2 separate regions of the Homo sapiens genome follow, and region 1 is linked to region 2. The links are chromatin contacts, found by Hi-C or POLR2A ChIA-PET in ENCODE. All regions are on one chromosome and are shown on one strand. Each heading gives the region's core, a stretch centred on a gene start or an enhancer-like site at or near the end of the contact. The rest is flanking DNA. Distances are from core to core; before and after follow the strand shown.

Region 1 (5,184 bases), core at 2,615-5,114, 330 kb after region 2:
TTGAACTCCTGGACTCAAGTGATCCTCTTGCCTAGGGCCTCCCAAAGTGCTGGGATTACAGGCGTGAGCCACCATGCCTGGCTTATTTTCTACTGTTTGAGAAAGGGTCTCATTCTGTTACCCAGGCTGGTGTGCAGTGGCATGATCACAGCTCACTGCAGTCTCAACCTCCTGGGCTAAAGTGAGCCTCCCTCTTCAGCCTCTCAGTAGCTGGGACTACAGACAGGTACCACCCAGGTAATTTTGTTTTTTTGTAGAGCACTGTATTTTTTGGGGTCTCGCTATGTTGCCCAGGCTGAAGAAAATATAGTTTTAAAATACCATTAACGGTCACAAGTAATCTATAAGATACTGTGGAATAAATCCAACAAACAATGTACAAGGCTTTTAGGAGGAAAAATATGTAATTTTATTGAAAGATAAAAAAGATGTAAATAGAGAAATATTTCATGTTCAAGGATGAGAAGATGGCAACTGCACCTGAATTAACCTATAAATGTATAATCTATCATTTTAATGCAATTCCATTAAAAGTTGTCTCCAGGCTTATTCCAAAATCATATGGAAGAACAGGAGGCCCCAAAATGCCAAGACAATGCTGAAGAAGAATAAAGCTGATGGGGGCGGGGAAGGAGGGGTGGGGCATAGTTTACCAGATATGTCAGTGACCCAGGAAGTACACAGAGATCAATGTAACAGAGAAAAGAAAAACAAACTTATATGAGAACTCGAGTATATTATAGGGATGGCATTAAAAATCAGTAGAAAATGGATGGGGTGAGAAGGGACAATTGGCCAACCATATAGTAAAATTAGACCTCTAACTTCCACCACAGACACAAAAATTCCAGATGGATTAAAGACGCAACTATGAAAAACTTATCTTAAATATTTACATTCCCTACTGGACTGTAAGCTAACTTATAATCTGTCTTGTATAAGTGTGTATTCAACTCAATTTAATATATACAAACACTCAGAAGATAGAAAACCTTTACAATATGAGTATCTGTGATCTCAGTGCAGGGAAGGATTATTTCTTAAACGATATACAAAAAAAAGCTAAAACCATACAAGATAAAGTTGATAAATCTGATAATACTAAAACTAGAAACGTGTGTAAGAGAAGACTCCATAATTAAAAGACAAGCCAAAAAATGGGGAAACGTATACTATAGATTTGGAATATATAAAAACAAAGCAAACAGAAAGTGGGTAACTGACAGAAACAGGTAATTCATGGAAAAGAAAATCTAGAGAGCTTATTAGACACATGAACAAGATGCCCAGCATCGGCCGGACGCAGTAGCTCTATGGTGAGCCGAGATGGAGCCATTGCACTCCAGCTTGGTCAACAAGAGTGAAACTCTTTCTCAAAAAAAAAAAAAAAAAAAGCCCAGCATCACTAGTAATCAGGGGAATGCAAATTAGAATAATGAGATACCATTTCACACCTGTTAGATTGGGCAAAAAATGTAAAAATCTGATACAACCAAGTGTGTAGATGATGAATATATGGGAAATAAAGCTCTTAGGTTCTCAAAGTTTGTTTTCTTTTTTTTCTTTGAGACAGAGTCTTGCTCTGTTGGCCAGGCTGGAGTGCAGTGGCATGATCTTGGCTCCATGAAACCTCCACCTGCCGGGTTCAAGTGATTCTCCTGCCTCAGCCTTCCAAACAGCTGGGATTACAGGCGTGCGCCATCACACCCGGCTAATTTTTGTATTTTTAGTAGAGACGGGGTTTCACCATGTTGGCCAGGCTGGTCTCAAACTCCTGACCTCAGGTGATCCACCCATCTCGGCCTCCCAAAGTGCTGGGATTACAGGCCTGAGGCATCACGCCCAGCCTTTGTTTTAACAGACAGGGTCTTGATCTGTTGCTTAGGTTGGAGTGTAATGGCACAATCATAGCTCATTGCATCTTTGAACTTTCGAGCATAAGTGATCCTCCTGCTTTGGCTTCCCCCAAGTAGCAGGAGCACATCACTACATCCCGCTAATTTTTAATTATTATTATTATTATTATTTTTGAGACGAAGTCTTGCTCTTGTCCCCCAGGCTGGAGTGCAATGGTGCGATCTCGGCTCACTGCAACCTCTGCCCCCTGAGTTCAAGTGATTCTCCTGCCTCAGCCTACCGAGTAGCTGGGATTACAGGCGCCTGCCACCACACCTGGCTAATTTTTGTATTTTTAGTAGAGACGGTTTCACCACGTTGGCCAGGTTGGTCTCGAACTCTTGACCTCAGGTGATCCACCAGCCTCAGCCTCCCAAAGTGCTGGGATTACAGGCGTGAGCCACCGCGCCGGGCCCTAATTTTTATTTTTGCAGAGATTGGCGGGGGTGGGGGGTGGTCTCGCTATGTTGCCCAAGCTGGTCTTGAACTCCTGGCCTCAAGCGATCCTCCTGCCTCAGCCTCCCGAAGTGCTGAGATTACAGGTGTAAGCCACTGTGCTCCACAAATTCTTATGTTCTTATAACTTACTTTGGGGAGCAATTGGCAACAGGTACTAAATAAAGCTAGTATTGGCTAGAGAATGACAATTGCAGAACTTTCTTTTTTTTTTTTTGAGAGAGTGTCTCACACTGTGGCCCAGGCTGGAGTGCAATGGTGCGATCTCTGCTCACTGCGACCTCCACCTCCCGGGTTCAAGCAATTCTCCTGCCTCAGATTCCCAAGTAGCTGGGATTACAGGTACCCACCACCATGCATGGCTAATTTTTTGTATTTTTAGTAGAGACGGGGTTTCGCCATGATCGCCAGGCTGTCTTGAACTCCTGACCTCAGGTGTTCAGCCCGCCTCAGCCTCCCAAAGTGCTGGGTTTATGGGCATAAGACACCGTGCCTGGCCGCAGCACTTTTTTGAACAAGGGGACAACCACCTGCCTCTCAGTAGGGAATAAAGTGTGGATTACAGTTTATTTTATACAATGGAATTCATAAGCTGTTAAGATGAATGAATTAGATGTATAGGGATCCAAAGATAATTCTCAAAAGCCATGTTGAGACTAGATACGGCGGCATCTACTCGGGAGGCTGAGGCAGGAGGACAGCCTGAGCCCCAGGAATTCGAGTCCAGCCTGGGCAGCATAAGCAGACTTCTATGGACAGCAAAAGAGGGACTGTATCCCGCACAATGCCCTGCCAACAGGCATTCTCTATCTATCTATCTAGTCTGATATTATATACATATTCTGATATATACTTAAGTTCCTAATTATTAGATTAATAATATACTTAAGTTCCTAAGTAATTACACTAATAATACATAAATTCTTGTAATTATATGTAATTAGTGATATTATATTCTAATCATAATATATATTAGACTAATACATATATTCTAGCATATATATATTAGACATATATATTCTGATATATACTTAAGTTCCTAATGTTTTTATATGTGTAATATATATTATATATATGTAACATTAGTCTAAGGAATTTGTGGAGGCTAACAGAAGAGAGGTGCTTGCTGAATACGAGAGCAGGCCACAGGAACAAGATCGGATGCAAGTGGGTGGGGGTGGAAAGATCGAAGAATCTGGCAGCCAGATCTCAAGAGCTGGCGGGGTTGGAGTGGTCTGTCCGGGAGAGGTCTGGAGGTTGCTGGGGCCGGAAGGGGTTAAAATTCGACTGGGAAGAGGGTGTTAGCACCGTACCTTTCTCATTGCGAACTGGGACGGCCCCAGCCGTAGACTGAATGGGCGGTTGCTTCATGAGAGCGCTTGGGACCGACATGTTGATGGCAGCGACGGTGATTCCCGAAACTTGACTAATTCCAAACAGTGAACACCAGCAACGTCAACGAAGAGAAGAAATTCCTTCCACCTGAGTCCGCGAACACAGCTGCGCGACTGATAGAGAAACTACTTACGGCTGAGCTAGATAAACCGGAAATACGTGACGAGAGGATTGTGGGATGGTGGACGACGTTTGGGCGCCCACAGCTAGGAAGTCGAGTCGGTTTCTGCGCATGCTCATTGGCTGCCCGCATGTCCTCTACGTCGCAGAATTTGGAAGCAGCTTTTGGCGGGAAATTTTGCTTCCTTTGGGCTTTGCTGTTAGGACTCTGCGGTGAGGAAGGTTCGAATGAAAGATTTTACGTGTTAGCTTGGTTTGAAGCCAAGAACGGTATAGTGAATAAGAAACTCAGGCGACAGTGAGTTACTGTTTGAATGGCTTGTTGAAAGCTCAGAAGAAGTAGAGTTTGATGGAATAAAAATCTTGCCAGTAGTATCCGATTAGCTTAGTTCATAAGGCCAGGGTGGGCTGTGGTGCGGTATTTGGTTTCACAGGGCAGGTGGTGCTGATTTAGGCCAGTGACCGAAAAAAAAAAAAAAAAAACTCCCGAGGTGCCTGGGACATTGCCCACCTGAAATCCCAAAACTCCACTTTTTTAGGCTTTCAGGTTTTTCCAGTTTCTGGAAACTACCTATTAAAATACATTCCTGGCTAGAAAATGTTTGTATTTAAATATCTAAGTAATTATTATTCTTTTGAGACTGTCTTTTTCTGTCACCCAGGCTGGAGTGCAGTGGCTCGATCTCAGCTCACTGCAGTCTCCACCTCCCGGGTTTAAGCAATTCTCGTGCCTCAGCCTTCTGATTAGCTGGGATTACAGGCGCCTGCCACCACTCCCTGCTGATTTTTGTATTTTTAGTAGAGACGAGGTTTCACCATGTTGGCCAGGCTTAAGTGATCCGCCCACTCCGGCCTCCCACAGTGCTGAGTGTTGGCGTGGGCCACCACTCCCGGCTAATTTTTGTATTTTTAGTAGAGGCAGGGTTTCGCCATGTTGCCCAGGCTGGTCTTGAACTCCTGACCTCAGATGATCCACCTACCTCGGCCTCCCCAAAGTGCTGGGATTACAGAGGTGAGCCACCGCACCCGGCCTATTTAAGAACTCTTTAAGGACTTACAGGATAATAACAGAAGCAGCTCCAATTTACAAGCTGAGTCGTGTTAAAAAATATATATAATATTGGCTAATTGGAAAGTCAGGACACATTTCACAGTAGAAAGGACTTTATAACTGCGGGGGAGACAAGGGACAGTAGGAACAAAGTCTTAAAGTCCAGAAACAGTATGTTTTATACAGGACACCATGAAAAGTTTGGTTTTATCAGTAATTTTTGAGTCATGAGGGGCCTTGAAGTTGCTATTAATATGATTAACCCA
Region 2 (4,737 bases), core at 966-3,465:
TAAAGATATGCAAAAGACATGGTAACAATTGAATCTTGTTTAGGGTAAGAATTAAACATTCTAGATCTAAAACTGGTGGGGTACTTCAGTTGATAGATGGAAAACATGCCTAATAGTTCTGATAATACTCCTAAATTTTTTTTTTTTTTTTGCTGAGACGGAGTCTCACTCTGTCACTCAGGCTAGATAAAGTACACTGGTACAATCTCAGCTCACTGCAACCTCCGCCTCCCAGGTTCAAGCAACTCTCCTGCCTCAGCCTCCTGAATAGCTGGGATTACAGGCACGCACCACCAGGCCCAGCTAATTTTTCTGTTTTTAGTAGAGATGGGGTTTCACCATGTTGGCCAGGCTGGTCTCAAACTCCTGACCTCAAGTGATCCATCCGCCTCAGCCTCTCAAAGCGCTGGGATTACAGGCATGAGCCACCATGCCTGGCCCCTAAATACTTTTTAATAATTTTTTTCTACTAGGAGGAATGCTTATTTTGTTTCACATGCACAAGACAGATCATGATTTGAATAATGTAGGTATAAAAATTATTACCTTCACAAAACAGTTTCCAGCTATCAGTACTATTACAATACTATCTAATACAACCCTCAAGTCCCATTTCCTAATCCACAAGAAAGAGATTAATCCTTTTATCCTTGGGATGAGGCAACAGGTACAGATAAAAGAACAAATCTGATAATACATTTAAATAAACCCCTTCAAACACTGTATACCTGCTTGTCCTGTTTGGCTGAGGTAACTGCTCAATGACCTGACTGATGGAACCACATGTGTCCAAGTTAGAAGAATCCACAGGGTCTGAAAAAAATAACTGGATATTAGCATGAAAGACATTTACCAACAAACCTTAATACAAAATCAGGAATACAGACAATACCAATCTAATCAGTGACACTAGCACATCAACTTTTGAGTGACTACTACGCAGATACCACAGTAGGCTTCCTTACATACATTCGACACAACCACATAAAGTTTAAATCCACCCAGCACCAACAAGAGCACCCAAAAAATGCAAAGGGGACAGATAGCTTTAAACACCTCACCTGCAACCTTGTTTTCTTTCAAATGTTCATTGAACCCACTATTACCGTCTCCTCGTTCTTCTCCAGCTGTTTGTTCAGGATTGGACACAACATCCTAGAAAATACACATACAAAATATCCCCATTATATATGAAATAGTTCAAAATGAAACCTACTATTTGTGAACAATTTTTCCAATCAACTTTATTGAGAAGGTAATGATCTTCTAAATACTTATGTTTGCTGGTTTTCGGTTTAAAAAAAAAAATCTGCTCAATCTTCTTCAAACAAGGTATCACTCACCAACACAGGATTTTCTTTGTGCGTCTGGAGATTAGGAAGGTGTCGAGATAGCATACTGAAGTGAGAACCAGAATCATCCTCTAGAACCTGGCTTTCAGGCTGAGAATCTTCAATTATCAGGCAAGGAGTATCTTGCTGAGAGAAATCTGAATCCAACTGACTTCCAGTAGGGTCCATCTGCTCCCCTGGAATGGAATAACAAAAGATCAGTTCCGTGTAACCTACTAGCCTTGCTCACGCAGTCTAAACCTAAATAATGGGGCGGAAGTACAAGAGCTGGGAAACGGGACCACTTCAGGACTCCTCCAATTAGAATATTATATTTATAATTGCTGCAAGCACTTTCCTATCATGCCTACCAAGTCACCATTCCTCGTTATTTACAATAAGCCTGACTATCCCTCCCTATTTTTCATCACCTTCTCGTAGACACCCTTTCCCCTCCTTCCTAACCTCTTCTCTCCCCGCCCCTTTTTCCATCCCCCCCGCCACGTCCTTCTGGCGCCTCTACCTCCCCCCAAAAGAATGTTTTCTAAAATCTGTTCGCCAGAGGCCCCACAGCCTTTCAGCTTTCCTCACGACCACCAAGCCTTCTTAGCTAACGTTTCCCCACCCCCTCCTTAGGGCCCTCCAACCCCTTCCCCGTCACCGCCGCCATGCTTGCCACCCCGCCCCCTCCGGTCAGCCATCCCTTCAGACCCGAAATCCAGGCCTTCAGAGCCCACTGCACTCCCATTTCTCTCCAAACAGTACCAGGCATCCCGGCGGGAGGTCCCTCGCGCTCGAGCTAGAGGTCTCTGCACGCTCCCCAAGTCCCTCCAGATCGATCCCTAGGTCGCCGCTGTCGCCACCGCCGCCACCGGCCGCGAACTCCCCCTTTCCCGTCACGTCACACAATATCGGATCGTCCATTCGCTGCCGCCGCCCGCCACTCAAGAAATCCCGTGGATGATAGGTAGCTGCGGCAGAGTGCCCTGCCCCACGTAAGAAAAAGGAACACGGCGGCGCGTTTCCATGGCAGCATGGACGTTGCAGGCCCTCCCCTTTAGTAGAGCCGGAGAATGACGGTATCCTTGAACCGAAGGGACCTTGAGAGGGCGTGAAATACCTTCCCCTGCTTCCAGGACGATTGCATTTACCACTACTCAGACATTTCAGTACCTCTACCTGCTTTTTCTCGTTCACGCCCCTTAATCCCCGTCCCTCACCCTCTTTCCTGGAAAAGGAGAGAGTTTCCCAGCTTTCTCATAACAGGGCAAAGAAGAAGCGGCTTGAGGATGGCTAGGTACTTCAGAGCTGGTGAACCCAACAGAAGAGACTCTTTCTTCTTTGACACAGGGTTAACCTGTGTCAATCAGGATCCCTTTTGTGGGCCTCTACCCTGAATCCAAGGGCCTGACATTACATCTCTGCCAGGGCGTTTTTAGTATTTGTTTGTTTTTACATTGTATAAGGGCTCCAGTAAGCCATATTTCTTCCCATTGCCCTTTTCCGCCTAGGACGTATTTCAAGCTTCACACTTGTTTATCGTTGCCTTATCTTTTATGGGATTGCCTGCAGAGACTACAGCCCCAGACATATTTTGCACCTCCCATTGAGAGAATTGAGCACTGTCATTCTCAAACTCCATGGTAAAGAGAACAGCTGCCACCCCTTCTAACTAGATGACCTCAAAGATACTTCCAAACCCAGAGATTCTATTATCCTAATTATGGTGCCAGGGTCTTAAAGAGGGTGTGGCAGCTGTGACGAGTCTTAATGAACTAAGCCCCATGTGGCATATGTGTTTGTTTTGTTGTTGTTGTTGTTGAGGGGTGGGGGTATATTATTTAAGTGGCAGTTGGATCCAGGATAGAATTCTAGCCAGAGCAGCTGTCAATAGGGAAAGCACCTAGCACAGTGCCAAACATATACATAGTAGGCATTCAATATGAGGCAGTTTTCTCTTTCTACCCCAGGCTCAGATTTATTTCGGCACAGCCCAACCATGATTCTCCATTTCTGTAAATGCCCAATTCAGCACGTGATATAGGCAAAGCTGAAGTGGAGCTTCCTACCAGTCTTCTCACTGCTGCTATAAATTACAGTGATCCTATTTTCCAAACCAAATTCAAAGCATGTTGTCTGAATACACGTTACTTATGGGAACAAAAGGACTGACTCCTTGAAACTGTCCTGAAAAATCTAGAATCTATTACTGCTATAACTGGAATATAATTATGGTCGCCAGTATGTTTTATTAGTGGAGCTAAAATGAAATGGACCACACAGAGATGCATCTCACTTCTTAATCTTAAAATCATTTATAATTGACTCTTTTCATACTCCACTCCTAAAGCTGCAGAACACCAGTGACTAAACAAATCTAATACTTAAAGACCAGGTTAGAGCAATACTAACTACACTAGCTGGACAAAGTGAGTTCATCTGCTCTATTTGAGAGGGCACAACCAACCAGGTCCTGTTATGAGTAAATCATGACCTTGAGTCCCATAAAAATCCCCCAAAAGTTACCATTTTTTTGCTTTTCTTCTCCAGCCTGCTTCTGCTTCCTCCCCAAGTGAGGCACAAATAAACAGATCTGTTTGATTACTTGACAAGTGTGTTTGTCGAAACATAAAATGGCTGGGCGCAGTGGCTTACACCTGTAATCCCAGCACTTTGGGAGGCAGAGGCAGGTGGATTACTTGAGCCCAGGAATTTGAGACCAGCCTGGGCAACATGGCAAAAGCCCATCTCTAAAAAATATACGAAAAAAATTAGCTGGGTGTGGTGGCATGTGCCTGTAGTCCCAGCTACTCAGGAGGCTGAGGTGAGAGCATCTCCTGAACTAGGAGGCACAGGTTGCAATGAGCCAAGATTGCAACACTGTGCTCCAGCCTGGGCAAGAGAGTGAGACCCTGTCTGAAACAACAACAATAAAAACCTAAAAACCGCCAGGCGCAGTGGCTCACACCTGTAATCCCAGCACTTTGGGAGGACGAGGCGGGCGGATCATGAGGTCAGGAGATCGAGACCATCCTGGCTAAGATAGTGAAACCCCGCCTCTACTAAAAATACAAAAAATCAGCTGGGCATGGTGGTGGGCGCCTGTAGTCCCAGCTACTCAGGAGGCTGAGGCAGGAGAATTGCTTGAACCCTGGAGGCGTAGGTTACAGTGAGCCGAGATCGTGCCACTGCACTCCAGCGTGGGCAGCAGAGTGAGACTCCGTCACACACACACACACACACACACACACACACACACACAAAAGCCAGGTGCGGTAGCTCACGCCTGTAATCCCAGCACTCTGGGAGGCCAAGTCGGGCAGATCACGAGGTCAGGAGATCGAGACCATCCTGGCTAACACGGTGAAACACGGTCTCTACTAAAAATACAAAAAATTAGCCGGGT

Evidence for each region. Hi-C counts contacts between places; a loop is a spot of excess contacts on that map. ChIA-PET counts read pairs that join two places held with the same protein, here RNA polymerase II (POLR2A). Pooled maps may share reads with other maps.
Region 1: a pooled map shows a loop between it and region 2 (5-fold over the local background). The contact joins the promoter of MFAP1 here to the promoter of TP53BP1 in region 2. A Hi-C loop is called at or near these places in 8 of 50 pooled maps. POLR2A ChIA-PET finds 5 or more read pairs at or near these places in 3 of 52 experiments (H1, T-cell and WTC11).

Annotation. Positions count from the first base shown.
Region 1 is chr15:43,820,826-43,826,009 of GRCh38, forward strand. MFAP1 (microfibril associated protein 1) reads right to left here and starts at 3,865. Exons shown (of 9, transcript NM_005926.3): 1 at 3,666-3,865. The coding sequence starts at 3,744. RefSeq lists enhancers at 3,669-3,928, 3,681-4,312.
Region 2 is chr15:43,490,941-43,495,677 of GRCh38, forward strand. It overlaps TP53BP1 (tumor protein p53 binding protein 1), which reads right to left and starts at 2,216. Exons shown (of 28, transcript NM_001141980.3): 1 at 2,097-2,216; 2 at 1,344-1,528; 3 at 1,062-1,155; 4 at 729-813. The coding sequence starts at 2,103. RefSeq lists enhancers at 1,242-1,950, 1,951-2,657, 4,154-4,654.